2 separate regions of the Homo sapiens genome follow, and region 1 is linked to region 2. A link is a contact called in ENCODE Hi-C or POLR2A ChIA-PET data. All regions are on one chromosome and are shown on one strand. The core of a region is the stretch at or near the end of the contact, and the rest is flanking DNA. Distances in the headings are between cores, read along the strand shown.

The links. Hi-C counts contacts between places; a loop is a spot of excess contacts on that map. ChIA-PET counts read pairs that join two places held with the same protein, here RNA polymerase II (POLR2A). Pooled maps may share reads with other maps.
Region 1: a pooled map shows a loop between it and region 2 (5-fold over the local background). The contact joins the promoter of ARSG here to the enhancer-like site in region 2. A Hi-C loop is called at or near these places in 2 of 37 single-sample maps with no recorded cell type and 5 of 50 pooled maps. POLR2A ChIA-PET finds 5 or more read pairs at or near these places in 2 of 52 experiments (WTC11 and activated CD8-positive, alpha-beta memory T cell).

What each region holds. Positions count from the first base shown.
Region 1 is chr17:68,289,237-68,296,544 of GRCh38, reverse strand. ARSG (arylsulfatase G) reads right to left here and starts at 5,050. Exons shown (of 12, transcript NM_001267727.2): 1 at 4,977-5,050. SLC16A6 (solute carrier family 16 member 6) reads left to right here and starts at 5,418. Exons shown (of 6, transcript NM_004694.5): 1 at 5,418-5,459. RefSeq lists an enhancer at 3,963-4,192 and silencers at 5,052-5,226, 4,593-5,282.
Region 2 is chr17:68,755,197-68,762,198 of GRCh38, reverse strand. No RefSeq gene overlaps it. Among named protein-coding and RNA genes, the nearest start is that of LINC01482, 130 kb to the right of the region's middle. Within about 2 kb of position 2,623, at least 34 of the 41 ENCODE cell types and tissues checked have a DNase peak (open chromatin) inside an H3K27ac peak, as active enhancers do.

The DNA.
Region 1 (7,308 bases), core at 3,801-6,300, 470 kb after region 2:
CCTCCTCACCATTTGCCCACAACACAATCCTGCAGCATCCTTGTAGTTTCTTCGCATCGTCCCCTAGCCATCTGGAAACTCACGGAGGCACTGCTCCTAAAGGGTTAAAATGGAAGCTTAACATTGCCTATTGTTCCTGGGAATCTAGAAACACAGGACAGGAGGTACCTGTTTAGACAAGATAGGGAAAGTCAGCATCTCCCTTTAGGCAAGAAACACAGCAGGAGAGCAGGTTTTTATTCATTGGGCCTTGAGGAACAGGGCAGGTGGAACAACTTCAACAACTATCTGAAGAAAGCGTGACTCGATCGGGGCAAAATCCACTGGTCCCACACACAGCCCTTCCCAATATTGCCAATGAGATCCCACGACCCACAACTGTGTCACACAGTTTAATGTGACGTGCATTCACTCCTAAATGTAATGTGATTTAAATAATTTTGTTCTGAGATTTGGAGTTGGTTGGTTGGTTTGAGACAGGGTCTTACTCTGTTGCCCAGGCTGAAGTGCAGTGGTGTGACAGCACCACCACACCCAGCTAATTTTTTAAAAATATATATTTTTTAGGCCGGAGCAGTGGCTCATGCCTATAATCCCAGCACTGTGGGAGGCTGAGGTGGGTGGATCACCTGAGGCCAGGAGTTCGAGACCAGCCTGGCCAACATGGTAAAACCCTGTCTCTACTAAAAGTACAAAAATTAGCCAGGCATGGTGGCACACACCTGTAGTCCCAGCTACTTGGGAGGCTGAGGCAGGAGAATTGCTTGAACCCGGGAGGCAGAGGTTGCAGTGAGCCAAGATCGCGCCACTGCACTCCAGCCTGGGCAACAGAGGAAGACTCCATCTCAAAAAAAAAAAAAAAAAAAAAAAAAATTTGTCTTAGATGTGGTGTCTTGCCGTGTTGCCCAGGCTGGTCTCAAACGTTTGGTCTTCAAGCAATCCTCCTGCCTTCATGCCAAAAGCACTAGGATTATCACACTCAGCCTGGGTTTGTTTTCTAGGACTTTTGCAACAGGCTTGAGATAATTTATAGAAGCCTCCCGGAGGCTATGTTCTCTATTTTTTTTTTTAATTTTTAAGCAGTAATAAATGGCAAAACTACAGGAGCAGTCAACTATGAAGACTGAGAAGCCTAGGAATGAAATTCAGTACTGATCAAGTAAAAGTTACTTCAGAGTTAATGACAGACACCAACGATACATCGATACTGCACCAAATGGTAACAGGTATGACAGAAATCAATCATCGGCCGCCCACACACACGAGTGGGAAGGTGACCTCACTGTCCCCAAATACAGAATGGCCTCACCTACCTCCTACCTTCTTCTCATGCTGTTCACCTCTCCCTTGGCTCAGCACCCCTTGCCAGTTCTCCCAAGGTCCTCTCTGCCAGTTGAAGGCTTCCCTGATCGCCATCCTCCTCAATCCCCCAGGACTCACAGGTTGAAAGAGTCGCAGCCAAGAGTTAGGGAACCTGACCATGAGCCAATCCCAGTGCTAAGCCCCTTGCACGTGTTAATTCAGTTAACTTAGCAACTGTACTAAGCCATGCACACAACTCTGTAGTATTATTATTATCATCGTCATCACTATCTGTGCCTCAGAACCCCTTGGCAAATCTTTAAATTCTCCCAGAAGTGTGTGTTTCCCAGTTTGAAGGGCCCTGCCTTCCTACAAACTGTGAAATTTGGCGGGGTGCTGCGGGGGAGGAACCCAAATCACAAAATAAACCTAGCAGAACTACCTGTACCATCGGTTCACTGTTGCTAGATGGCAGAGTGTGTGAAGTTCCTGGCCAATTGGAGAAGCAGATATTAAAGTTTTAAAGCAAGAAATTGCTTCAGTGGCATACAAGTCACTTGCCCAGAACACAAGCCCCTGGGTGGGAGCATGGTGGGTGGAACAGAGACTGGAAGAGGAAGAATGGAAGGGTGGGTGGGCCATCGAAGCCTCCCATGGAAGCCCCCTTCACATATTCTCCCCCTTTGATGGCTGCCCTGAAGAGTCAGCCCCCAAAAGCAGGCTTGCGGGACCCTCTTCCCAGAGGTCCAGACCAGATTCCTTTCAGTCTACTTACCCAAGTTGAAGTTCTCACAGGCTGGTAAATGCAGTGAGCTTATTTGCAAGCCAGGGTCATATCTGCCTAGCAACCCAACACGAAGACTTGAAGGACTATAAACGTGGACAGAGAACAGGCAGGCCAACTTTACACAAAGGAATCTGTTCTCATGCAAATGACCCTATGCAAGAGGGCTAAAAGAGGGAGCCTTGGGGACAGCTCTGAAGAGCCAACTTTTTCCCCAAGAAGATGTTGGGGGTCTTCTTAAGGGCATCATGATGGTCTTGCCCACTGTAAAGGAAAGCCGAGAGGGGGCTCTGCCTGCCACTTGGGATCAGGCAGACACAACAGGAGAGGCTAAGAGGGGAGCTGAGCCCTTCACTTGATTTCCTGATTTTTCTGGTCCTGTACTCCAGACTCCAAAGGTTCTTTTGTTCTTATTTAGAACTAAACAGAGTTAGTTTTGTTTGGGGGCAAGGGGGCGTTGATTAGCATGGCAATGCAGTGCTTTCTCTGGAGAAGTTAAAAAAGCAGGGGTTTTCACGCTTGGTCTCACTAGGATTGAGGGAACAAGGTGAAGCCAGCCTCTAACTAGGGTGGGCAAAAGTCATGTTGCGTGACTTTTTTGTGACTAGCAAGGCTGTGCGTAGGTTGGGTTTCCAGCTACCTCTCCATTATTCAAACACAGATGGCAAATGTCATCTTTGGATGAGCTCTAGTGGTAAAAAGTGCTAGTGTGTATCTATAAACATGGTGTAACCTTAGGTCAATCCCTCCAGTGCTCAGTGCCTCCACTTTCCTCATCTGTAAAATGGGAATAATGAGTGTCAACTACAGAAGGTTACTGATGCGGTTAACATTGCATTACATGTATGGCACTTAATGCAGTGTTGAGGACAAAGCAAACATTTAAAAAAGATTAATATTAATAAAATATAAGAATAGTAACACATTAGTAACAAAAATCTATTATTATTATTATTATTATTATTAGAATCATGCTCCCCAAAAGCCAGGTTTCACTTGCTCAAACATTCAGATGTGATTTTTCCAATCATTCATTCACTCCTGAGGATTTAGGTATAATTTGAGTCATTTTTTAAATCAAGAGACTGAAGTACAGAGATTTTATGTGACTTGCTTCGAGTCACTCAGGTATAAATGGCTGGCTGCACCTTTAGGTTCCTAAGACATACAGAATATGCTGTCATATTGCACATGATATTTCCATATAGAGTACAGTAACAGGTCCTAAGTATTAAAGTGTAAGATCCTAAATATCAAAGATTATCTTACAGGCAGCCCTGCATTAGCATGAAGTGTTCAAATCAGTTTCTAAATATCATTATATATGGATCCTTTGAAGAACAACTCAAAAAAGGGCTCTCTCTCACAGGGAGTGTGTTGGAGTCAGCAATTAATTGGCCTTGGTAAAGCATAAATCGTAACAGCAGCAAGAGCTAATGGGTACTGAGGCCTTACCAAATGCCAGTCACTGCGATCCGCACTTTACAAGTACCATAAATTAAACCCTCCAATTCTGGGAATACCACCTCCATCCCCATTTTACAGATCTGGAGAAATTAACGCTCTACGAGGTTAAATTACGCCTACAAGGTTGCAAAGCTGCTCAGCGGCCCCTTGGCTGTACACTACTGGCCATACAAGGCACCCTGTACCAACGAATCTTCTCCCCACTTACACAACCAGAACTTGTCAACGGCAAAGGATGGCATTTAACTCAGGAGAGCCTATCCCAAAATGGTGAGAGAACTCAGCGAGCAAGGAAGGATTTTTATTAAAATTCAGATCGCCGACTCCTCCCGGTGGCGACCCTCCGTGCATGCACTCCCAAACTAGGCTCTCTTGAGTTTCTGACATCAGAACCACATTCTCCGAACCCCAATGAAGGCAGCAGCCGGCGCCAAAGTCTGCATACGAATGCAAATAACATGGCCTTTGCTTCCGAGCAGTTTCCAAATTTGCCCTCGGGATGTGAGGTAGAGACCAAGAAGCTAAGTTTGCGCCCCCGCAGGCTCTGAAATGTCTAGGATCTGACACATGCTTTGTCCCCATGAGGAGCTCCTGAGATTTCGCGTGCATCATCCGCTTAGTTCACGGTGACCTTGGGGTCGGGGACTACGGGATGAGGGGCACGGACTGTCTAAACCTCCAGGTCCCTTACAGAGGGCTCCCCGCGGGTATGGGAGCCATGCACCTGTGCCGACGCCGCCACTGCCTGGAGGGTGCGCGCGCGCCCCGGGCCGGGGATGCTGACTCAGCCCGGCTGCTCACATTCCTTTCGCGCAACGCGGATGCTGTTGCTGCCGCTGCTGCCGGTGCAGCAAAGTGGGGGAAGCAAGGCACCCGCAGCGGCCCGGCCGCTCGCTCCCTGGGGCCCACTGCGACACTCCCTCCCCACTGCCGGAAGGGGAACTGTGGGGGTGCGCGAGTTGACGAAACTGGGGGAAGTGGGCGCTGCAGGAGGAACTCAGGCGCCGCGCGCGCAGCTCACACCCAAACTGGAAGGAACCTGTTCTGCCCGGGGCGGGCGCGAAGCCGCCGCAGCCGCGAGCGCCGCGCGGGATCAGCCCCGGCGCGCGCGTGTTCCCCCTCGCCGCTAAATCCCTAAATCCTCAGGGCGCGGGCGGGACTGGGCGGTGGGCGCGCCGGGAAGGCGCCCGGGGGTGGGGACGGGGACCCGCGCGCTCGCGCCTGGCCGAGGTGCTCCGAGACAGGATGCAGGCACCCCCAACACCCTGCACGCTCGCGCTCCTACTAGCGTTGCAGCAAAGCTCCGGGGTCTGGGCGGGTCACGCGCGCAGAGGCGCACCCGGGTTGGGAGATCGGGGCGTTGTGCCAAGGACCCCGGCGGCGCTGGCGGGGGCGGCCCGGCCCCGGACCGCGACGCGGTTACCTTTCGTGACCCCCAGCCCAGGCGGCAGGCTGGCGGGCGCGCGACCGGCGCGGCTCAGGTCCACGTGGGACGGCGCGCGCGCGCCAGGCAGGCCCCCTCCTTGGCTGCGCTCAGCGCTCGCAGCACATGGTCGGCGGCGGCGCGCCCCCGAGGCCGGCGGAGACCGGCTGCAGCCGGTATAGGATAAGAGCTAGGCAGCGACGCGGGGCCGGGGCGCGGGCGGCAGCACGCACGGCCCGGGTCGCAGGCGGCCGGGGTGGGGGGCGGGGGGAGGGTGTGGCTCGGGTGCCCGAGTCGCGGGAGTGGGTGGAGGGCCCGGGCGCTCGGGCCTCACCAGCCCGAGCCAACTTGCGCTAGAGTCGGGCCCGCCCCCTAAGGGGTTAATCCTTTTCTCATGTTACCGAGCGGCTTATAAGGAGGGGGAGGCCAAGCCTCCGCCTTATTGGGAGCCTTTGGGGGTTTATTCTCTTCCCTTCTAACTTGGTGAGTTGGTTTATTATTTTACATGTTTAAAAGTTTGATTGTGGGATGTGGGTTGTTTTTTAAAAAATATGTGTTGGGGCCTTTTTTTGTGATGGGAGGCGGAGGAGACCACTGAACATCTTCACATTTTGGAGAGGTTATTCCCAAAAATATTCGCTCTGACAGTTAGGAATGCCCAGGGCCACCGGGATGACGCGCTCGCGCCGGTGTGGGTAGCTGAGAGTTGAATGTCCGTGACCCTGGTACAGTTGGGTCCCGGAAGATACCTAAAGGCACGCCTGGCCTTTGAGTGCCCCCTGCCCCGGGTTGGGGGCTCCGGGACGTCGGAAGAGTCGGGGGCTCCAGGCTCAGCCCCTCCGCGGATTTTCCGCATGAAGTTGCCTGCGCGTCGCAGGAGCGAAATGTCAGAGGTACCTTCCTACCCCAGGCTGGCGCGCGCACGCAGGCCGGGCACTGAGGCAGCGCGAGGGAAAGTGGGGCTCCCTGCCTCCCCCGACCCCCAAACACAGCACTCCCTGCGGCGGCCACCGTTTGTCCCCAGCGGGAAGCCGGGGATTTCCCGGCAGAGCGCGGGTCCTCCACCTGGACTGTCAGAACTGTCAGCGGCTGACGGCCGGTCCCGCGCAACTTCAAGGTTCCCGGGCTGCCAACCGCAGGAAAGCGCTGGTGTCGCCAAGCAGTTCCGTAGCAAGGGAAGATGGTTTTGCAGAGGAAATGGGTTATTTCCTTCTAGGTTGTTGTCGTCTTTTCTTTTTATTCCCCCCACCCTAGCAAGACAGGTCATAGAAGTTTGTTAGGTGGCGTATATAAAATGTCACCAAACATGGGGGGCGTCAGTCTTAGAAAAAGCTCCCCGGAGCCAACTGGGGAAGAGCAATTACAACTTGTCAACCTGGAAGCCGGTTTTGTTTGCACGGTTAGACACTCCGTGCCAGCTCCTTCTCGCAGGAGATGGTTTCTACCCCGGGAATGAGATTTCTCAGTGATCTGATTGTTTTTGCAAATCATGGTAAGATAGGTGTCTTGCTTGTAAAAAAGATGCCAAGTGCTTATGCTGAAATCTCTAAACCATGCATCTCCCCATGTCCCAAGCACCGTTATGTGGCATTTTTGGGGTCAACAATACATCCGGCCAGATGATATAATAGAAACCCCTCTTCTCATAATTAAGGGAAGAGTGTCCAAAATAGGAACTTACAGTGTGTAAATAAACAATGCAGCCAAGTGGAAAAGCTCCTTCCAGTGTAATGAGTACCACTAACCCTGAGTTTTCCTTCTGTGGTTTCCGAAAAAGGACTTTCCTCAGTGGAACTCCTGAGGAGGACACTTAAATTAGGGGCTCAGGTTTCAACACCATAGTCTTGTAAAATGGTGACTCGGTTGTAGCCAGTGATTCAACATCGTGAGGCAGCTATCCAGGTTAGGTTTGGAAATTTTTTTTAAATAGAGAATGCAGATGAACTTTAGCCAAATACAGACTGGTTTTGACAACTTGGGCCAGAAACAACTTGTCAAAGCTGTTCTCCGGGCTACGCCTTTAAGAAGAAGAGAAATCCGCAGTGCTTTTGCTCGAGGTCTGCCTACAACAGTAGCCACCCCATTTCCATCCAGAGCCTGCGTTTTGAAACTTGCTCTTAGCTGACCCTGGAATAACACTCTGATGGTCTACAATAATACAATTTTTTTCATGCCCTCGGGCCAAATCTTCTCTCGACAAATTAAATCACAGTGAAACTCCCAAGGATAGCGGATTTCCAAGCCTTTGGCAAGATACCTACTTATTTATTTGTTTAGAGGCAGGGTCTCACTCCCATCATGGGAGTGCAGTAGCGTCATCTCTGCTCATTGC
Region 2 (7,002 bases), core at 1,374-3,873:
CACATTTTGAATTAACCGTATGCATCTGATTAGAGTTTTTCAAACAGATGAGTTATGATGTGAACCACTATAATATGCAAGACTATGTCACATGGTACATAGGATAATTTTTTAAATTTTGTGTTTATATTAGGAAAATATACCTAGCACATTCAATAGCAATGGAAATGGACAGTGAACAGTTGGAGTTAGGGAAATATTGAAATATCTGGCTGGATGAGTTGCAGAAACTAGAGATACACACCAATAAATATGTCCTCTCTGCTGTCTATAGAGATGACGTAGCTTCTACTTCCTTCCTTAGCAGACTCTCTGGGATTTTTTCCTCCTTTGCCATTTGAACAGAGAATCCCAGAGAAATCCAATTTCCCCCTTTTTCTTTCCAGCAAGAGCAAACACCAAGAGACTTGGCCATTTCTTATCCTCCTCTTCCGTGCTTTCTGAGTGTCTATAAAGGAGAGATTCTTGGTGTTTGAAGACCACAGATGCCTCCTTCAAAAGTCACATGAAGGACTGGGCCTGTGGGCCTCGTGGCTCATGCCTGTAATCCCAGTGCTTTAGGAAACCATGGTAGGAGGATCCCTTGAACCCAGGAGCTACCCAGGTGTTTGAGGTTACAGTGAGCTGTAATCATGCCATTGCACTCCAGCCTGAACAACAGAGCAAGATCGTGTCTCAAAAAAAAAAAAAAAAAATTACACGAGGTGAAACCCCAGAAAATTCATCAAAATATCAAAATAGTGTGGAGTCTTGTGGAGTCTTTTTTTTAAAAAACAGATTCAAATAGGAGAGCTATCCGGACTACCCATTCCTGCTTCTAACTTCTGCCAGAAGTACTGGACAGAAAAATACCAATGTCAAAGGACAAAGGGTGTCACTCCTGGGAAGGAGCTCTGACCAGCCTTTTAAACTTTGCCTTACCTTGCATGGCAAAGAGTTCTGATTAGAGAATTGCAAACACTTGCAGGCGAATATCCTGCAATAGCAACAACAGCAACCCTGGGAAAACACCCTATTTACTATGAAACGTATTCTACATGTCTTCGTTATGATGGTACTGGGGGAAGTCATACAATGCATATGGTAGGCTGGTAGCAACACATCAGAATCTAACCCAATGTTACAAGGAATATAACTAGAAATGGTAATGCACCTGGTCCAACCTGAAGTGTTGTTGAATCCATATTAATGAATCAAATGAAAAATTATTTATATCTGTTAATGTTCAAAAATATATTTTTCACCTATGCTAATGTTGCTATCAGTTATGGTTAGGTTTTGTTTGTTTGTTTGTTTGTTTGTTTGTTTGTTTTTGAGACGGAGTCTCGCTCTGTCGCCCAGGCTGGAGTGCCGTGGCACAATCTCGGCTCACTGCAAGCTCCGCCTCCCGGGTTCACGCCATTCTCCTGCCTCAGCCTCCCGAGTAGCTGGGACTACAGGAGCCCGCCACCACACCCAGCTAATTTTTTGCATTTTTAGTAGAGACGGGGGTTTCACCGTGTTACCAGGTGGTCTCAATCTCCTGACCTCGTGATCCGCCTGCCTCGGCCTCCCAAAGTGCTGGGATTACAGGCCTGAGCCACCACGCCCGGCCAAGAGTGATGGTTTATGTGTCGACTTGGGCTAGTACCAGTTATTTAACCAAACACTGGTCTAGATGTTGCGGTGAACGTATTTTGCAGATATGATTAACATCCAAAATCAGCTGACTTAAAGTAAAGGAGACTATCCTAGATAAAATTTGTCGACCTCATTCAATCAATTGGAGGCCTAAAGAGAAAAAAACTGAGACTTCCCAGGGAAGAAATTTTGCCTCAAGATGGCAACATCAACTCCTGCCTGAGTTTGCAGCCTGCGGCTTGTCCTACAAATTTCCAACTTTCCAGCCCCTACATTTGCACCAGCCAATTCCTTAAAATAAATTTCTCCATCTTATGCACGCATATGCTCTTGGTTCTGTTTCTCTGGGGAACTCTGATTGATTTATTACATTTTGCTAAAAAATAATTCCGGGTGTCAAGACACAACCCAGGCCTGATAGTGCTGCTTTTTGTTGCAAAAGGGAACCAGTCCCATTTGCTCCATCCCTCGGAACTGCTGATCATGTCAAGTAGGGCTCGGCAGTGCTCACACACAACTCAAGGTGGCGTTCATGCTCTACTAGAAAGAGCCAGGCTTCCTAGTTGCCGGCCACGCCTCACAGACTTTTCCCCTCAGATTTCAAGACAGCCCAGTGACTCAGCAATGGGAAAGAGAAAGCATAAAATTTGGACCGTGAATACTGCAAACATATCCAACACTATCAACAGGAAAATTCACTTTGGGAATGAATGCTTTCTTGGGAGCCCCATTTCTTTGGTAGGATTTAACCTACTCTAAGCAAATAGTCACTCGGACAGTCCTACAAAATCCCCCACATAATAGGAATATGGTTAACTCGCCATTTTGTCTTGTTTCTGCCTGCCACAAAAGCTAGGCCACCTACTCATTGTTCTAGATTTTCTTACTTTTCAAGTTTTCAGGGTTGTCTTTTGGAAATTTAAGCCCCTGGAGCCCGAGGGTGCTGCACGCATGCCTGCATGTTCATGCACACAGGGCATGACTCACCCTGACCCCAGGATGTCAGCTGCCCTACCCGCGGTCCTGGAGAGACAGACACTGCCTGTGCCTGCTCTGCAAACCCCTTGGTTAATCCTGCTGGTGGCCAGGACCATAACCTGCCATTAGGCCATGTCCTTGACCACAGAGTGCAAAACAGTTTAATGGTACAGGCTTGTTTAATCCCTGTATTGTTTTGCAAGATAAGTTTGAGATGTCTTTACTTTTTAAATTTCTGCTTTGCATGTGGGGAAACAGGACCAGATATGCTGAACGTAACGCAGTGATTCAGAATTAGAATGAAGGACTCTTACCTTCAGTTAAAGGTGCTAACCTCCCTAAATCTCTCCCACGAAAGTCTTCCCTTTTCCCCGCCACTGCTGACCTTCACCGTATACATATAGTATTTGCTTGTTTATTTTTTAGAGTGTACACATTTACATAAGCACACAGATCAATGTCTGTGTTCCTGCAGTTTTAAACCATGTGCCAATGGTGCAGTGTTACTGCCATGACCCGAAATTAGAATCTTTTACATTAGAATCTGACTTTTACAATATACACACAGTCTCCCTCTTAAAGATACATAATTCAGAATAGCAGGTGGAAAGCCCTGAGAAATCCTATCCAAAATAAAAAATGTAATTCTATTTAATCACATAATTTCTTAATTTACTTGAACAGAGATCATTTTTTTTGCACTGTACTCTTTAATTTAACATCAGTAACATTCCCTGTAGCACCCTTTTGGAAATGCTGAATAAAATTAGAATTTTTTTATAACATAAAGTTAGGTGTGTAGACAGTGACCACCCCTCCCCTCCAATAGTCCACCTTACTATGCAGAGGAATTTCAGAGTTCACAGAATTAGTCTTAGAGATAGTTGGATTTCTGTGGCTTCCCAAAGCATCCCAATGGTTGACAAAAGCCAAATCCCATAGCAGTTTTCTAATCCTGAAATTAAGGAGCAGAGATCAGCTTACGTGGGTTAAATAGCACTCTCTTGGACTTTGGATAGGCCCTTCCCTTCCTAAGCACACAGGCATCTCCCAAGGTCCCCTTGAGGCCCCTCCAGCTGTTCCAGCCTTGGCATCAACAGGTGACTCCCACTCCTAATCCTTTGGAAATGTCCTCCAGCCATTTTCATTCCCTTAATTCTTGAAAGGTGACTTGATTACTGGGATATTCCTAAAAATCCACTACATTTTTTACTTTTTTTTAATTTTCATTTTAAATTCTAGGGTATATGTGCAGGATGTGCAGGTTTGTTACATAGGTAAACAAGTGCCATGGTGGTTTGCTGCACCTGTCAACACATCATCTGGGTATTAAGCCCAGCATGCATGAGCTATTTTTCCTAATGCTCTCCCTCCCCACATCCCACTCCCTGACAGGCCCCAGTGTGTGTTGTTCTGCTCCCTGTGTCCATCTGTTCTCATTGTTCAGCTCCCACTTATGAGTGAGAACATGTGGTGTTTGGTTTTCTGTTCCTACATTAGTTTGCTGAGGATAATGACTTCCAGCTCCATCCATGTCCCTGCAAAGGACATGATCTTGTTCCTTTTCATGGCTGCATAGTATTCCATGGTGTATACATACCACATTTTCTTTATCCAGTCTATCATTGATGAGCACTTGGGTTGATTCCATGTCTTTGCTATTGTGAATAGTGCTACAATAAACATATGCATGCATGCATCTTTGTAATAGAACGATTTATATTTTTTGAGTATATACCCAGTAATGGGATTGCTGGGTCAAATGGTATTTCTCGTTCTAGATCTTCGAGGAATCGCCACACTGTTTCACAATGGTTGAACTAATTTACATTCCCACCAACAGTGTAAACGCGCTCCTATTTCTCTGCAACCTCACCAGCATCTGTTGTTTCTTGACTTTTTAATAATTGCCATTCTGACTGGTGTGAAGGGGTATCTCATTGTGGTTTTGATTTGCATTACTCTAATGATCAGTGACACTGAGCTTTTCTTTTTTTAATCTAGCCCCAAATGAAAGCCAACTCCAGGCAATGACTTTTCTCCACAATGATAAAAGCCCTCATTCTCACAGAGGAACACACCCTTCATCCCTTTTATTTGTCCAAGAGAGTGGGTAGCTTTGTACCCACTAACGTTTCTCACACTACTCCTGGTGGTCTTTCATACCCATAGGAGCTAGAAAGAGGTATGGACTTTGTTTGAAGTGTTTTAGGGGTCAGAGACCTTATAACAATGACCCTACATGGCCAGGAATTTGTTGTTGAATATAACTGTATGTTAGTTTTCAAACTCTGGATCATCTCAGAAAAACATTGACTTAGAAGGAATAAAACTACTGGGCAACGGTGGTCATCCCACGCTGAGTAATTTCCTCTGGCTTCTTTGTGAGCTTGGGGACCATCGATAAGACTGGTCTTCAGTTTGTGGCCCTTGCAAACTTTTTTTATCAGGATAATAATCTTAGTTTTCTTTAAATAATTATAAGAGTTAAGCCCAAAAGGGCAAGGAGACCTGATAGAATCGGCCTCTTTTCTGTTAGAAATGTGATTTCTATTGATCAAATATATTTTCTTTATAATCAACCGACTCTCCCCAAATCCCAGAAAATGAAACAAAACAAAGCCAAGCCACTTACAGGACCAGTAACATCTACATCTAGAAACAATCCTACTCAAATGTTTCTTCCTTCCTAAAGCTCAGGATCCAAAGTAAATAAAAGAGGCTCCTTAGTGAAGATTTTAAGAAGACAGAATCCAACTAACTTGAATGATTTGAGTTCCGTCCTGCTAAGAGAGAAAGAAATAAATTCATCTCTTAAGACTTGGTTCAGGCCTGCTTCCTCAAGGAAGCCCTCCCTGACCACCACCCCATGCAGCCTAGCTTTAGCAAGGGGCACTTTTCTCTGAGCCCTCAGCCCAGAGACAGAGCTCCATGCACCCTGTGAATATAGCACAAAGGGTTATGATGATCTTCTCCTTGCCACAAGGCTTGATGCCCATTCACCTTTGTAGGCCAAGCACATAAAGGTTTACTAAACTGAATTGGGCCTCGCAGGCTGAGGATTCTGGGAGTTCAAGCATGAGTGATGGCAAATGCTGCCTGTAGAGTTCAGCTTGTAGCCCTCCCCACTCACCCTGCATCTGCCGGTTAACACGGCTTCATCTCCACCGGTCAGTTTGTCAAGAGCTGCTCACTCTCACTCTGGAAAGATGACCATGAGGACTGAGTATGCTTTGCTTCCATCATTCTCACAACAGTCTATTTGAAAAGCCTTTCGTTGGGCCACATGGACTCTCAGGCATCTTCAAGATAGAGGATCAACTGCCCTTATTGTAGTCTTCATGGTTATTTTATTATACTATCTATGGAATGCATGTTATTTGCCAGACCCTGTGCTTAGACCTTTGCATATTTAATTTTACTTAACTCTAACCTGTTAATGTAGGTTTTCCTATTCCAATTTTACAGATGAGAAAACTGAGACTTTGAGAGGTTTAATACCTATTCAATATCACACAGCAGCCAGAACTAGAAATCACTCATGTGAAAGTTCATCTGTCTATTTAATTTTACTTAACTCTAACCTGTTAATGTAGGTTTTCCTATTGCAGGTTTACAGATGAGAAAACTGAGACTTTGGGAGATTTAGTACCTATTCAATATCATACAGCAGCCAGAACTGGAAATCACTCATGCAAAAGTTCATCTGTCTTCTGTTATCAAACTCCACTGCTATCATAGAAGATACATTAAAATGTGAAATTGAAATATAAAAGGAAGAGGTGGAGAAGGGAGAGGAGAAGGGAGAAAGAGGGAAAGAAAAAGGAGGGAGAGTGATACGGTTTGTCTGTATCCCCAAGCAAATCTCATCTTGAATTCCCACGTGTTGTGGGAGGGACACAGTGGGAGGAATCGAATCATGGGGGCAGGTCTTTCCCATGCTGTTCTCGTGATAGTGAATAAGTCTCACAAGATCTGATGGTTTTTAAAATGGGAGTTTCCCTGCACAAGCTCTCTTCTCTTGTCTGCTGCCATTTGAGATGTGCCTTTCACTTTCCACCATGACTGTGAGGCCTCCCCGACCACATAGAATTGTGTGAGTGCATTAACCCTCTTTCTTTTGTAAATTTCCCAGTCTCAGGTAGGTCTTTATCAGCAGTGTGAAAACGGACTAATACAGAGAGGAAGGGAAGAATAAACTGAATAATTTTTTTAATTAACTCCTTTGAAAGAAATTAAGGACAGAATTTTAATTTGAGTGATGCTGGTAGAAGTGATGCAGGTTAAATGTTACTATAAAAGACAAAATAGTTATCTTAAAAATAAGTAACTTCCTGCATTAATTATCTATTTCTGTGTAGCAAATGATCCCAACACTTAGCCATTTAAAACAACCAATATATA